Linked DNA regions of Mus musculus: region 2 is linked to region 1. The links are chromatin loops, found by intact Hi-C in ENCODE. Cell type or tissue: gastrocnemius. All regions are shown on one strand.

Region 1 (8,000 bases):
GCTTGAAACCTCATGAGTGCTTGGAGAATGTCTTTTTGAAAATATTGCATTCCATTGCTGCAATTATGGAAGAGAATATCTAATAATATTATTAAATAATAATTTCTCCACAAATTGGTGTGTGTGTGTGTGTGTGTGTGTGTGTGTGTGTGTGTTATCTTCCCAAGTAGAGTACAAGCTAGCTGGATACTACGTGTTACACTGTCTTTGCCTTCCCATATCTTTATTCTCTTAGCAGCATTCTCATGACTAGGAGACCCTTCTCCCATAATTATTGTTTACTTCTTGCTGCACGGTAAGAACAAAACTGAAAGTAAAAAAGATATGAAAGATGTCACCTGCATCCTTTAGCTGACCAGATTCTAATCAGAGTGTGATAGTTACTATGAGCTGACAGATCGTCCGATTTCTTTCTTTTGTGTTGGAAACGGAATGTTGGATGCTAATTCTCACCTTTGCACGATGTGTGGCAAACTGGCCTTCAGTTATGACATCTAAATATAATACTAGTGACATCTGGGCATTGTAGTACCATTGGATGTCACAAAAGTTTCGTACAGTTACTGGGGAAAGATTGCTACCAATGCAAGAAGCCATTATTAGCAAGCCAGCTTCTAAGAGCTGATGAGCACCATCGTGGTAAGACGGCAGGACGTTTTGCAGAGGCAGGCCATCACTTTAAATGTTCATTTCACGCTTATGTTTCATCTGGCCCATATTTTTGAAGTCACTTTCTATCGTGCCTCTCTTCTCAACACTGATTTTATTTTGACGGACTCCGCTTCCCTGGAGGAAGGCACATATGGAAAAACCTGGGCACCACTGAGCTGCTAATAATAATTATCCTCTGCCCTTTCTCGGCTCCCTTCATCTGAGGATATCAAAGCACTTTGCAAAGTGGTGTCTATAATTACCTCCATTGTACTAAAGGAAAACGACAAGGGGTTTACAGGTTGACGATGGAAAGAAAGAAAGAAAGAAAGAAAGAAAGAAAGAAAGAAAGAAAGAAAGAAAGAAAGAAAGAAAGAAAGGAAAAAGCACAAAGTCCCAGTCCCTTCTTCTGTCTTCTCCTCTTCTGGACTCCAGGACTTTAAAGAAAAGGGGACCTGTGCTAGACTAGGGGATGCAAGAAAAAGAGGATCAAGTCTTCAGGATGGGCTCTTCACTCCAGTAGAGACTATTTGCAGTCAGAGAGCATTTGAAGACAAATGGCCGAAGCACTAAGCAGCAAAGCCCTGGAGGGCATGCTCAAATTCTGTTAATGATACTAATCAAAGCCTTTGAGAGGGATTGCCAGTGAACCTACTAGAGTGGGTGGCAGGTTCTCCACATTGCCGGGCCTGTGCTATCTTCTTTCCCACCTGAGTAAAACAGCTTGTAACTGGAAAAGCACAGAAGTCTACATTTCCCACAAGAAGCCGAGTTGAGGGCTAACAGGCTGCCTTTCTCGTTCTCCTGAAGGCTACAAGGGTTTTGGGATTTGAAGGGCATCAGCGGCTTCCCTTTTGTTCCTTAGGACATTATTTATTCTTAGAATACTCAGACTTCTCTTTCTCCGTTCTAGTTGAAGAATCAATGGTATATCTCAAACTGATAAGTTTCCCCTAAAAAAATGGAAAAAAATGGAAGAAGTAGAGAGGACTTTAAAGAAAAGGGGATCTGGGTTAGACTGCCATTAGCTGTGGGGCCTAAGAATTGGTAAGAGTGGTTGTGGTCTTTTTGACAGGAGCTATGGCCTGAGGGCTTCCAGAACAAACGAGAAGCTAGGAGCCATTAAAGCTGTAATGCAGTGAAGTGTTCAGGCCTCCAAGTTATTCGGAGAACATCTGGAAGGTGGAGAGGGCACTGGGTATTATATAAATGTTACGAATACATCCCATAGCAGATACTTGGGAATATTTCATTGCTATTCATTTATACAAGAACACCAAGACTCTTTATACATATAATAAAGCTAATTTTACATTTAATAGACACAATTTTATTTCGTGTTAATAAAATCAGAATCGTATTAAATTTTAGAAGTGAGTAAAACTTTTATAACATTAGGATTATCTTTCTGGCTTCTAGTTGCCAATTAAAATGTTCTTGCTTCAATCTCTTCAGATTTAAATTGAGTTTTATGATGCTCTCTCTATCTTTCTCTTAGGAGTATCAGCATTGTTTTTAAAAAAAAGGTCACACTAGGTTGTCTTATCGAGGTGGCTCAGAAGGTAAAGTCGCAAGCTTGGCAAGTTGGGTTTAATCTCCAGAGGCCGGGAGTAGGAGGAAACCAACTCCACGAAGTTGTCTCCTGACCTCTACACGCATGCTGTCTATGACAAATGTGTCCTCCAGCTCTACACTCAGAATAAATAAAATATAAATGAAAAAAGGTAAGATTTTCACAACAAGCTGTTTATTATATTTATTTTTCATACCCTCTGTCATGCACATCTCTTATCTGTTTGATTTTTGACACAGGGTCTCACTCACTGTGTAGTGTAGCTCAAGATGGCTTGTTCTCACTCTCTCTCTCTCTCTCTCTCTCTCTCTCTCTCTCTCTCTTTCTCTTGGTTTTTCGAGACAGGGTTTCTCTGTATAGCTCTGGCTGTCCTGGAGCTCACTTTGTAGACCAGGCTGGCCTCGAACTCAGAAATCCACCTACTTCTGCCTCCGGAGTGCTGGGATTAAAGGCGTGCAAAAATGACTTTCTCTTAAATCCTCCTGCTTCAGCCTTCCAAATTCTGGGATTATAAGCATGTGCCACGATGTGCTTCCTGTCATATTTTTAGCTGAATGATAATGGTTTTATTTTGTTTTGTGTTTTTCTGATCAATAAGGAACGGAGGATGCTTAAGTCTAGGAAATTTTAGCCATTACTTATGAAGCATCTATAAAAGGTTTCACTGTCTGGTTCTGAGTTAAGACATATCTTCCATCATTTCATCCTTAAAATACCACTGAACTCGGCACTTGCGTTATTTGCATTTTACAGGCTAGGAGATTGCCGCTTAGAACATAAGTTTTCTGACTTTGTCTCATAGGTTAAAAAAAAAAAAACAAAAAACAAAAAAAAAAAAGATGCAGCTATCATTAGAACCCAGGTCACACTGCCTCTCTTGCCGACTGCAACTTTAACCTGTTACATAACTGATTCTTAAGTTTCTGGTTCTGCGACCTCGACCTTCGCTGTGTCTAGCTAAGTCATCACAGACCACGAGCCATTGCTCTCTGCTCCAACATCCTCAGCCAGTTTGGCATACATGTTTGATCGGGCTGGAAACGTCGACGTTAATAACCCTAACACGTAAACTCCCATGCTTTCTTTAAGCCTGGGAAACTCCCCCTCCGCCCCCATGCCTTGGTCCACTTTAACGGCTAAAATGCCCTCTCCCAGAGATGACCTTGCTGAGTGTCGTTTCTTGGTAAGTAGATCTCTACCGCCGATGACTTTTGATTCATCGTCACGCTGCTATTTGGTGTCAGTGAGGAGTACGCTGGAAGTGGCCGCCCATCTTGTGCTCGTATAAAGGGAAACAGGTGGCTGGTCATGTTGGACGCATTCCCTCTGGCAGCGGTGGGAAAGCTGCAATTTGTATTTAGCATTTTAATTGAGGCTGGCATTTGCAGAGCCACTTTTCTCTTTATAAGTCTTTTCAGATGAGAGAAAACCAAAATAGAAAGTATTATAACTCCTTCCTGTGTCGTGAACATTTAGCTCCTGAAGGCGAAACTTCCCTGTACTTTGCTCAGAGCATTTGCCTGCTCTGAGGCTAACAATCAGTTGATGGGAAAAAAACAAAAAAACAAAAAAACCGAGTACTCACAGGTGTTCAGGGACCAGGGAGAGTAAATGTTTTTGTCAACATTTTCATCAACTTTCCCCCACGATCACCAAGACTCTCCAAATAGAATCTGCTGACTTCAGTGCAGGGTCAGTGTTCCAGTGACTCACACAGCCAGGTAGCAGAGAACAAACAGGCTCAACAAAAGAGATGGCCTATGGAAATGGGAGTTCCTTATTGCTAAGGAAAGCTAAGTTTTTTCACAAAATTGTAGAACCCGGCAGGGGCAGGGAGGGATCCACTATTGTGGTGCCTACAGAGTCTCACTTAGCCGGAGCCTCAACAAATGCACACACCCTCTAACAACTGCTTCCCTCCCCTTCCTCTCCCAACTCCTAGAGTGCACCAGAGGCATTCAGTTCCTCCGTGAAAACACTCCTGAACCAGATCCAGCGAGGCTCCTACCCACGCCACTTCCCAGAAGCTAGCCCTGCCAAGGTCTCCAGTAACATGCTCACTGCCAAAACCAAATGGCAAGGCTCCATCCTGATGCTCCCTGACCTACGTACAGAATTTGACACTGCTGATAACCAATTACACAACTCTCCCTTCTTGGCTTCTGAGCCTCTTTCCTCATTTAGCCGGCATCTCACTCCATCTGATTTAGACACCCCTCTGCCTGTATCACCCCCGCCCGCCTCCCAAGGGCTTGCTCCTAGTTGTTTTGCTGTCCGCGTGTTTCATCTGTGGCTGCCTCACAGGTAGCACAGGTCACTATATGTTTATTGTATTAGAATCCCGGTGCCTAGACAGTGGTTGTAAAATAGGGAATGCTCAAAGATGTCTGTTGACTCTACACACATACTTAATAGATCAATTACTGTATTTACTTCAGTCCTGTCTATTTGCCTGGCTGGAATTCAAGACACAGGACCCATCCATCATACTATTTCTTGGTTTTGTTTTGTTCTGCACAGGTTGTCATTGTTCCAGCCTGGCTTAGAACTTACCATGCATCAGAAGATGGCCTTGAACTTCCAATCCTTCTGATTTCTGGGATTCTACGCGTGAGCGACCATGTCCAGTCTACTCAGTGCTATGGACAGATCTCAGGGCTTCAAGCATGACCTACAAACACTCCAGGGACTAAGCTCTGTTTTACACCCACCCCCTCCATTTATATTAAACAGAAAGTGTTTGTCTTTCCTTCAACTTTCCCCACATCCAACAACATCCATGCATGAATAAACAACACTGATAAATAACAATGGCCCTGAATAAAACTCCTCACTTACTTGGTTGTTTTTCAATTTCTTTTTCCAGTTCCCAATTAAATCTGCTTTTTCAGTCATGACATTTTCCGAATGGGATTTGTCTTCGTTTTTAACACTTCCAGTAGGTTTTTACGGTATTTGTGCAGGATAAATTGTAAAAAGCACTCTATGTTCAATCGACATTTTGTATTGTAAGTACTTGCCCAGATACATTACAGTGTGGCCAATTAATATGTGTTGAGTGACGGCCCCACGAACAAATGGATTTTTGTGTATTGTTCTTCAATTTGATCATTAAGGTCATCCTACGTGTGAACTAGCTATTCTATTATCTGATTACTTTTGTCATTTTAATTACCAAGGCATATAATCCCAGAGGTGATACAATCAAAGGCATAGCAATCTATTATTTCAGTGAAAAAATAGAAATGTAATTCAATACATTTAATTCTGTCTAAAGGTTTATACGAAACCCCTCATCTCCTGATTCCATTTGGCTATGAATCTCCAGAGAATTCCAGGTCACAGTATGTCATCACCATAATTACTCAGTTTGTTGATGATCTTCCCATCCCTGTGTGTCCGTGGGGTCATGTGTGTCCATGGGGTCATGAACAGGTTTTCACCACGTAGCCCAGGCTGGCTTATCATCCTCCTATCCTTTCACTTGAGCCTCAACTGCTGGGATTACAGTTGCTCCATCACGCTGGCCCAAAGTTATCTTTCCCATTTATTACTTACTGTATGCTAACACTTCCTCGAGGCCATTTTTAAATTTTTCTGTATAAATCATCTTAGATCCTCATTATTTTTAGATGCCTTGCTGTCTTAGTTACTTTCTATCGCTGTGAAGAGACAGGATGAGCCGGACAATTTATAAAAGAAAACATTTAATTGGTAGCAGATTACAGGTTCAGAGGGTTAGGAAAGCCCATGCCTATCATGGTGCGGAGCATGGTAGCAGACAGGAAGGCATGGTGCTAGAGCTAGAGCTAAAGGTCTACTGCTGGTCCACATGTAGGAGGGAGGGAGGGAGGGAAGGAGGGAGGGAGGGAGAGAAAAAGAGAGAGGAGAGAGAGAGGAGAGAGGGGAGAGAGAGAAGAGAGGAGAGAGAGAGAGAGCGCGCTAACTGGGATGGTATGGGCTTTTGAAATCTCAAAAGCTACCTTAGTAAAACACCTCCAACAAAGCTACGCCTCCTAATTCTTTCTAAACAGTTCAGCAAATTCAGAACAAGCATTCAAGTGAGCCCACAGAGCCATTCTCATTCAAACCAGCACAGAAATGTCCTTCCTCCTGTCTTGGTCAAGTCTCTGAATATATTACAGTGATGTGTCTGCTAACACAGCTCCTCTAGCGATCCTTCTCTTTACATGTCCCGTTAAATAGATGGACGGATGGATAAGCAGACAAGCAAATTAACTTCCAGTGTATTTTATTTTAAAATTTCTTAATACATTCTTCTAGGACTAAAGTCTTACTCCAGAGAAATATTTTATTTTATCCTTGCAAAGTAAGCACAGCTTTCCCAAATTTCAATAAACTGAAATTGCTTATATTCCAATGCCATTATATCTGTGGTCCTGTTTTTTTTGTATTTCTGATTATAAACTTCTAAAAGCAAGAACTGTTATTTATTACACTCAATCTCAAACCTTTTAGCACTGTTCTGTGGGGATAGAGACAATTAAAACATTATAAGTCAGCTAAACATTATTAGATACATATGTGAAACTACACTGATATCTGAAACCTCGAAAATCAATGGGCTCTTCCCCCTCTGACCAGTATATTTATTGAGCTTTGCTAGAGGGTGTGTATAATCAAAAAATGGACCCCTTCCATTCTTCAATGATTCTCGCTAGATCAATAGTATTTCCCGTTTAGTAAAATGTGATGTCTCATGACTTTTCATGGCAAGCTGTGTAATTGGAACAGATTCATTTGACTAGCATGAAGAGTGGTGAATCACAAGAAGCCTCACAATGAGCTAAAACAGAAGCCTCTGTGGCTAGTTTTCATCCTAAAGAGAAGGCCTTTTCACTTTGTTGATGCTTTGACCCCTCCGAGTTGATTATTTTACTTCTGAAACACTTGTATTCCAAATTCCTATTTGTGCTACTACAGTCAGACTCCTGCCCCCAACATTTTAGGCCTTTGATAAAATATAAATGAGCAACAGCTTCCTGCTAAACACAAGTTCCCCTTCTGGCTTTGCCTTGTCTAAATGTTCCTCTTGAATGCCCAGAGGACTTTCCCTTCCTGCTTGGCAAAGTCCTAAATTAGTTTGAATCACATTATTCTTACATCCATTGCATGTACCTGCATTATGATTCCAAGGGTAATTTGTGTCCTTTAACCATACTGTGCTTATCATCAATGCTTCAAGGGATTGCAGTCTGGCCTTGATCTCACTCAGGTCCTCAAGGTTGTTTGGAGGGTGTGGGGTTGGCGCTGCTCTGTGGCACAGTATTGGTTTCATGCTGGTAAAACTCAGAGCTCTATTCCTCAACCAAAGCAGTGATTTTCTAACGGCAATGCGATTTGTGTTTCTTCAGTCACACTTGCCAGCTTCTGCCCCTCCAAAAAGTTGCATCCCTTCCTACCCTTTGAAATTCAAAACAAGCCGTTTGTTCTAGAGTATTTCTGTTCTAGATTTCATTGTATGAGAATCAGATAAAAATCTTATTTCACTGCCATTTGTTTTCTTTCTTACTTGCTACAGGTGTGGTTTTGATTTCCATTAAAAGCGTAAAAAGTACTACTGGAAATCACATTAAAAATTTAGGAAAATATGGGGGAAGCATAAGAAGTTTAGTTGAATTAAGTAAGTAGGCTTGGTCAACTTTTTGCTCTTTCTCTTTCATATATTTATCTTTGTTTGACTAGATTACACTAAAGCTGGATCAGTTCTTGCACGAGAACGCATGAATTCTGAGACCTTTGCTTTTGAACAACC
Region 2 (8,000 bases), 110 kb after region 1:
ACTGTGTTCTGAGCGCTAGAGCTGGTGTGTTTGTTTATTTGTTTGTTTTGTCATTGTTGGTTTTTGTTTTTTGTTTTTGTTTTTTTTTTTCTTCTTCCCAGACAGGGTTTCACTGTATAGCCTTGGATGTCCTGGACCTCCAAGCTCTAAAGACCAAGCTTCCAGGAACTCACAGAGATCCCCATGCCTCTGCCTCCTGAGTTCTGGGATCAAAGGTGTGCACTACTGTGCCCCACTCTGTTATTTTGTTTTTGTTTTTATCATTTTGTATTGTTTGGTTTTAGAATAATTATTTTCAAACTTGCCTACTATAGCTCCTGCATTGAAATCCAAAGGCCCTGCTTTGGGAAAGGCCAAACATTTACCTCTCTTTAGTCTGTTTTCTGCTGCTCTAACAATATACCCAAGGCTGAGTACCGGAAGAGGAATGCATGTTTCTCGGTACTGAGCAGTCTGGGAGCACTGTGCAGTCATTTGCTTGGTGTCTGGTGAAGGCTGCATGGTACATCCTAAGAATCACTGGATAGCAGGGGATACTGCGCAGTGAGAGCACTCAGAGACCTGCCATTCTAAGTGCTAATTTCTTCCTTTATAGGGGCCACACCTTTATGACATCATTCCATCCCGTTAGTACCATTAGTGGATGAAATTGAGGATGCAGGCTCTAACACATAAGTCTGGGGGTGTCACACTCAAACCATAGCAAGGAAGCCTCAACTGCCTCGCTCTTCTTTCTCTTTTGGCCTATACATGGATGGAGATGCTGAGAACAGTGTGGAAAAGGGCACGTTTGCCTCTCCCAGCAAACAGCACTGAGCTAGCTTTACCAGGTTCTTCTCAGGTCCTTCTCAGGTCTGTTTCTAGTCACATGATACTATTTGATTGTCACTTTAGCAAGGTATATGCAATCGTACCTGGTCTTCGATTTAACCAGCCCAGAGCTTATTTTTCAAACACTGAAAGTCCTAGATTCGTGTCGATGGAGTGATTTGATTTTTACAGTGCTGCAAATCTAAGATATAGCTGTAGTTTTCAGGTTTATCACCATGACACTAAAGTATAGTCAAGGAAAAAAAAAATACCCAGCTTGAATTCATTATAAATAAAACGGAAGGAATGTTTACTTTTGAGGACTAATAGTTCCCCCCTCCCTTCTTTTTGTGATTTCTTGCTTACATAATTTGTTATGAAAGAGTGCTTCTAGGTAAGCCATCTCTCCAGAGTGCTTGTAACGTCTTCTGTTCTGCTCTGGAAGGGTTAAGAGGAGACAGCATCCTGTCAAAGACCTTGTTTTTAATTTTGCTTCTCATACTGGCGCTGATCCTGCTAAGAGCAGCCCAGATTAGTTCGGGAAACCTTTGAAGAGATTTAAGATGTCCTTCAGCCAGTTTGAAGGTTTTTGTCTTGCAAATCCAGTACAAGGGCGCCTGCAGGCATCTCGACCCTTGCTGAGCCGCTGATGCAGCTCAAGGTCACTCTAACCCGCCCTGTGACATTCAACAACAACAGAAAAAAAATTATGCGGTGGAACTGCTTCAGCATTCAGCCAACCAACAACTTCCTCAGTGAGGGAACTGGGGAAGAAGTCTCTCTCCCCTCCCCCCACCTCTACTCTCTTTTTTTTTTGGGGGGGGGGGAGGCTTTGTGAATTTTTTGCTGTAGGAAATAATCCCGGATTTCTGGTGTGCGTGATGACAAGGTCATTTCTTAATTAGAACACATGTAAAGAAGAAAGCTAAATGGCTTCAAAACAGCTTTGTAGTTGATGGAGAGGATTTAAATTATTTAAAGAGATAGTCACCCATGTATGATGGAAACCGAATTCTAAAGGCATTAACTCCTTCCTCCCCATCTCCTTGCCCTTTCTTTGCATTCTCCATGTCTGACATTGCGGGGTTGCACTCTAAAATAAGGAAAATTTGTCCAAGAGTCTGGTTTATGTTTTGAGACAAAACATAATTTATAAATGTAATCCTGAGATAAACTTTTAATGGAGTTTTCTCTCGGAGACACGGCTCCTGGAAATTTTATCAAATGGCTGGAAGAACTAGGGCTGACCCTCTGGCGGCTGTGATTCATTTATACTGTATAGGAGGGAGGTGCGTAGGGCCTGATACCTTCTCTCTCTCCCCCCTGACACACCCACTTCCGATGGAGATGCCTCACTGAACTCATTAGCCCCTGTTTCTTTCAAATCAACAGCGGATCCAGATCAGGTCTTTCAAGTTTCCAAGAATTGACACGGATTTAAAATGGACCTTCCAAAATTTGTTTCTGAGGGCAGTTGACATGCTAAGGCTAATAACACCAGACCCATGAATACTTCACAGCCATGTTGGGTTTGCTCTGCTGTGGGCCAGTAGCTCAATGAGATAGACTCCAGGAGAGTCAATGTCTTCTGCTTGGACTTCATGCATGACCCTGGGGCCCAATAATGAAAGATTAATTAATTTTATGATTGTTATATTTATAGGTATTAGATATAAACCATTAAAATTGTTATTTCTTTATGTGAGAGAAAATCACATTTGGGCCGAGAAACTTGATTTGAGTTTGATGATATTGGCAGAAGAATTTCCTCAGAATTCAGACCCCATTGCTTTTCTGCAAATAGGAGCTAATGGGAATCTGGCCAACTAGTGTGTAAAGATGTATAGTAGTTTCAGTGTGAGTATTTTAACAGGTAGTTTGGATTCTGTAAGCTACACTTAACATTTTTAAGTTGGAGTGGATAACACAGTAGATTGTATAAGAACTACCTAGAATTTACTAGACCTGTTCTTGGGAGGGATTTTCTTCCTGTCAAGAAACATTTGTTTTGAGTCCATGAAAAGAAAAAGGACTCTTACATCAAGACACATAGTTTTAGGTACAGATATCGAAAAGGATTTCAGGTTTGCCAAGAGACATAGTAGAAGGGACTCTATATGCAGGGACATGGCGCCAGGCAGTGAGCTTTGCCCTTGCCTGGAGTCTGGTATGCCCTAAATGTCATGTATGACCCAAGCTCACCTGCTACTCGTTCTAATTTACTGTCCTAATTCATCGATTTGTTATCGCTAATTGTTCTTCATTTACTTGTGTGTAGTTTCCAGTACCTAAAGGGTTGAAAGGTTGCTGTAATTGGCACCCGCAGCTGCTCTTTCTTTTGACAGGGGATAATTTTGCAGCCTATGCTTTGTGTGACAGCTGCCTAATTGGGCATTCTCCTCTTGTAGCAAGCCTGCCTCCTCCAGCCTCCCTGCTGACAAATGGTGGTGGATTATAGATGAGGACAAGCTGACCCATTCGACCTTGCTGAGACAGCGGGGAGGGGCCTCCTGCTACTTTAGGGAAGCTTTAGGTCATTTAGAGGACAAGGTCAGGAGCCAGGTGGAGAAATGACATGATATCACATGACAGTAGCCTGGTGACATGGTCCGCATGTCAAGGACAAAGGTATCAGTATTGATTAAACATTCCTGCAATACTTCACTGCATTCCCTATTTCTTAATTATTGCTCCTGAGGTTTTTTTTTTTTTTTTTAGGAGAGTGTGGGGTGCAAAGGAAGGGCGCAGAAAGAACGCACTAAGCTGTGTTTTAACTGTGCCAGAGCATTTGTTTACATGAAAATAGACGTGCTTGGGGAAGCTTCCTAATGAAGTTTGTTCAGTTAGACGAGTGTTCTATTCTGCTCTTAATTATAGTTTAGTTTGCCGCCCTTTGGCTAGCAGGGCTTCTCAAGGTATTCACACACGAAGGCAGACAAATTAAAATGAGGTAATGTGTGTTGGTATAAAAAGTGTTTCCCTTCTGTCATCCCGCTCTCCAATGACTGGCATGGCTTTTGTGTGTTGAATAAAAGAAAAATAAGTCAATGGCAACTATAAATGGCTAATTAAAGAGAACCTGAAAACTCTAGGTTTAAGAGATCAAATACCCGCCTGTGCCTCCAGACTCTAAAGTGTTACAGATACTCTTTAAAGCACTTCTGAGACCTGAGCATATTTTCAAATGGCATGGAATTATACTTAGTGTAATAGCTTCGAGATAAATGGAAATTCTTTCATTGTTATTAGCAAGGCACACGCTCTTTTTTGATAGTAGGTTTGAGCTATTCCATTTTAAGTGTAAAATCAGAAGAATCCATGCTGAGTCTATTAACCCTATCATATCACTTGAAAGTTCTATCTGTGAGTTATATACTGGATAGATAGCCCAATTTGTAAGAATGTCTCCTTTTTGAAAACAGTGAGCATTTGTAACACACAACAGATCATGGTTCTCAGGAGTGGAAAAAACAATTGTTTTGCATGCTGTCAGGTAGAAGCCCTCAGTGGAACAGTGGGACATTTTATCCCTCTGAGGATAAAAATTGAAGAATGATAAAATATGGGGTGTTGTATATGTGTGTGTTTGTGTGTGCACTCATGTGTAAAATGATGGTTTGCCTACGCCGGGCATGTGTTGAGCTGTTCTCAAAGCCTGACTCGGTCTTGGTGGAGGTTTAATCCTGTGCCCTTGTGCGTGTACACTTGATTAGTAGTTGTGGTTATCTCAGCAGAAGACATACCGCCCTCCTCCTTGTATTGGTCGGGACCCGGGCACTGGGGAGTCAAGGCAAAGGAGAAAGAAGAGAGGTTTTGCATTAGTATGCTATGAAAGCCTTACTGGCTGCAGAACAAATTGATTGCTCCGTCGGTCGGTATACCTGTGCTTGGCACCACTGCTGTGAAAGAAAGGTAGGGCTGGGATCTGTTTGATTGTATGACATATTGTGACACTCCAGGAATATTTAACATGCGCCCTTTCTGTGGCACGTGCTGGATGTCTGAGGAAAGAAAAAAAAAAAAAAAAAAAAACCCTGAAATGAATGAAGGTGTATAGGAGGAGTAGGCTACAGCTTGGTTCACTTCAGCCATGAGTTTATGCGAGTGAGATCATTTTGCTAAAAGGCAGCCACTGGGAACGTAACCTGATTGATACTGAGACCCTCAAAATCCTGAGGCGCTGATGTGTTTCCTGGCTGGAAATGTGTCAGGCAAAGATGAGATTCATGCTAACTCGTGAGATTTTTAACTGTGGAGTGGGAGGGGCCATGGGAGTCATTAGGCACATAATTAGTTTAGGAAATGATTTTCGGTACGTCCTACCCTTACAGGTCCAGTGGAGTACAGAGGATAAGTCCTTTCAGGATAAGATTTTTCAGGTTAGGAAGAAGTGCAGCAGCTGCTATGTGGTCTTAAACTATCTTAAGAAATGTGTTATTTAGTTTGTTCTTTGGATGTTTCTTCTGTATAAACATACTCTTAGGATTCCGTGGTAGGAAAAAGGAATTAAGTGGGTTTTTTTTTCTCTCATATCTTTTCGGGGGGAAAAAAAAAATCTACGACTTATTTTCCAATAGGGACTTGTAGTTGGCAATTTGGGATTGGGATATATGAACTAAATGGATGTTGTAGAATTTTAAAATATGATCCATGTACGTGCAGTTGCAGTTGGACATCTCCACTATCTGAGGCACTTCTGACCATGGTCACTGCATGTCTGGCTGTGTGTACGTCTGTCCTGTGAGGGGAGAGCCATCCTCCCTCTTGTCTTAGCCTCTTACCTCCCATGAACTCCTGCTGCCCTTTGCCCTCTCTGCCAACGTCTCAGTGTGCTGAATATCATCTGAGTGCTAGGTCCGCGGCTGTTAATGTGTAATGGGTTCAAGATGGATGCTTCATTGTTTACTTTTATATTAAAATGCGTGTATAGCCTGGCTACAGACTACACGCTTACTTTCCTGAATGAACGTAGGTTTGTTCCATGTTTGCCAATCTTTAGACCTCATAAAGACTTCCTGATACAGATGGAGCGGTTATACGACAGGCAGCGATCTAGGTCCCTGTGCTGATTAAAGAAAAATGGTTGATTTCGGGAGCATTTCACACATTTATAAACTCAAACACAAAGACACGGATTCTCACATAAAACAGTGACGAACATCAGCCACGTCAGGTCGTCGATTACGTAATGGCGCATTTTTAAACACTTTTATATTACGTGGCAAAACTAGCATTACTAAGTATATTTTAAATTGAATATAGCCATCAAGGGTCTCAGTGCTGTAGTTTAGTGCAATTATTTTGTGGTTTACTTACTATCAGAAAAGATAAAGGACAGATACGCACAGAAGTCAGAGCCAGAATATTTTATTTTCTAGGATAAGAAAAGTTGTTAAAGTCTTTGCTGGTTTTGGTTTTACATTTTTTCGTGACTTTAAAATTTTGATAAGGTGTTGGGATGTTTGTCCCTCCTTTTAAAAACTTGTATCTTGTATAATAAGTTTGTTCTTGGACAGTCTCACACAAGTGTGCAATGCACTCTTGTTCCTCTGGCCCCACTCCCACCCACCCTCGCCCATCTCCTTTCCACTCTTGTCCGCATCACCCTTCCGTGTCCACTTCCAACTCTGTTTCTCCTTTTGTTTGGTTTTGTGGCCCAACAAGTTGTATGAGGAGCGTCCATGTGACCATGGATTTGCTGGTGTTTTGGGGAGTATGATGCGTTCATCTTGAGAACAAGACTGGTAAAGACTGCCTAAGGATGGGGTAGGGGTGGGGGTCAGGGGATGGGGAAGAGCAGGGAGGAGGGTTAGCCGAAACAAAAGTTGAATGGATAATCCTCATGGAAGCCTGCTATACTGTAATCCAGTGACAAAAAAGACTCTCACTCATGGCTGAGGAATGCTGGGTCTAAAAGCCAAGGTTTTCTTAGACAGAATTCCCAAGACTTTCCTTCTGAGTGTTGGTCTTTCCCACTTTCAGAACAAATACTAGGAACACACACATACACACACATACACACACACACATTATATGCCATGTATGTGTATACACATATATAAAATGTATAATCATGCATCTATGTACATATAATGCCATAATAATTAGCCAAGGAAAATTAGGATAAAAGGATAACCAAAGAAAAGTTTGATTCTTTTATATTTTCTTGTTTTATTTTTTTATCAAGGAACCAAGGCTATGTTTTGTTTTTCAGAATATCCATAATGCTTACATGTTGTCTGGTACATAATAGCTGCTCAATAAATCGATTTTGAACAACTGGTGATAGACTAGATATAAAACCCCTCCCCACCCCCCATTTTCTCTCTTTTGTCCATTTCCATCTTCAGTTAGCCCTGTGCCTGTGGAAGTGAATTTTTTTTTTTCGCATCTATTGGCTTCTAGAAGTATTTTAGGTATTAAAGAAACAGGACCTCGGTTTTGTAGAACCAACTATGACACCATTTCTTCAGCGTCTTTGTCCTACTTGTTGAGATGTCTGATGGAGCCTCACATTGGGCCCCTTAGTTGTATCCTTAGGAGCCCCTTTCCACAGCAGGTGCCTGCTTCTGGCCCTGCTTATCTGCTGATCTGCTGTGATACTGAGTATTTTTTAAAACTGTTTTTATTTAAAGCTATAGAACTCTGTAAGGATTTCATTTGGGCATTTGCCTATTTGTTAACTAATATCAACTAGTTTAAACATTCAGGAAAATTGTATGCTAACTTCAGTCAGAGAGGCCTGGGTAATTAGGAGGAAAATAAACATTTAGTTTTTACGATTAATTGATGCTATGAAGTTAAACTTATTCACGAGAACAGCATAATGTGTGTTACACCTTTTTAAACCTACTTAATAAGTCAACGTTTTTTCTTACTTGGCATTTAAGGCCCTGTGGGCATGAACCAGTGTGCCTTAAGCCCTAGACCAAGGACATTAACGAAGGAAAATAAGGACGAGGAGAAGAAGACAAATGAAAGAGAAGTTTGAGTTTTATAATTTTTGTTTCTTATTGTTCGAAACAAGGAACACAGGAACTGGTGTCCGAGGTCATGTGACCACTGGGAAGATGAGACTTCATATATGTTGTTTCACATAGGCAGGCTAGCACCTAGCATGGGTCTGACACGGATGTCAGCTAGCTTCGTGAAACAACTGTCTTTCTGTCATCGGATATAAACTGTGTTGA

What was found. Hi-C counts contacts between places; a loop is a spot of excess contacts. Peaks named below come from ENCODE experiments on the same cell type or tissue, not always from the same donor. Only the 100,000 strongest peaks of a DNase experiment are listed, where the experiment ranks them.
Region 2: it touches region 1 in a loop (2.3-fold over the local background); 2 of 42 quality-filtered maps call a loop at or near these places.

What each region holds. Positions count from the first base shown.
Region 1 is chr16:76,428,820-76,436,819 of GRCm38, reverse strand. Gm52253 (a long non-coding RNA gene) reads right to left here and starts at 4,009. Exons shown (of 3, transcript XR_003951937.1): 1 at 3,810-4,009; 2 at 3,387-3,568. In gastrocnemius, no CTCF peak of the experiment used is centred here; DNase peaks (open chromatin) are centred at 3,529 and 4,287; H3K4me3 peaks cover 1,497 bases; H3K27ac peaks cover 2,973 bases.
Region 2 is chr16:76,315,244-76,323,243 of GRCm38, reverse strand. The region is part of intron 3 of Nrip1 (nuclear receptor interacting protein 1); the gene reads left to right. Among named protein-coding and RNA genes, the nearest start is that of Gm30569, 19 kb to the right of the region's middle. In gastrocnemius, no CTCF peak of the experiment used is centred here; DNase peaks (open chromatin) are centred at 1,488 and 3,267; H3K4me3 peaks cover 343 bases; H3K27ac peaks cover 2,321 bases.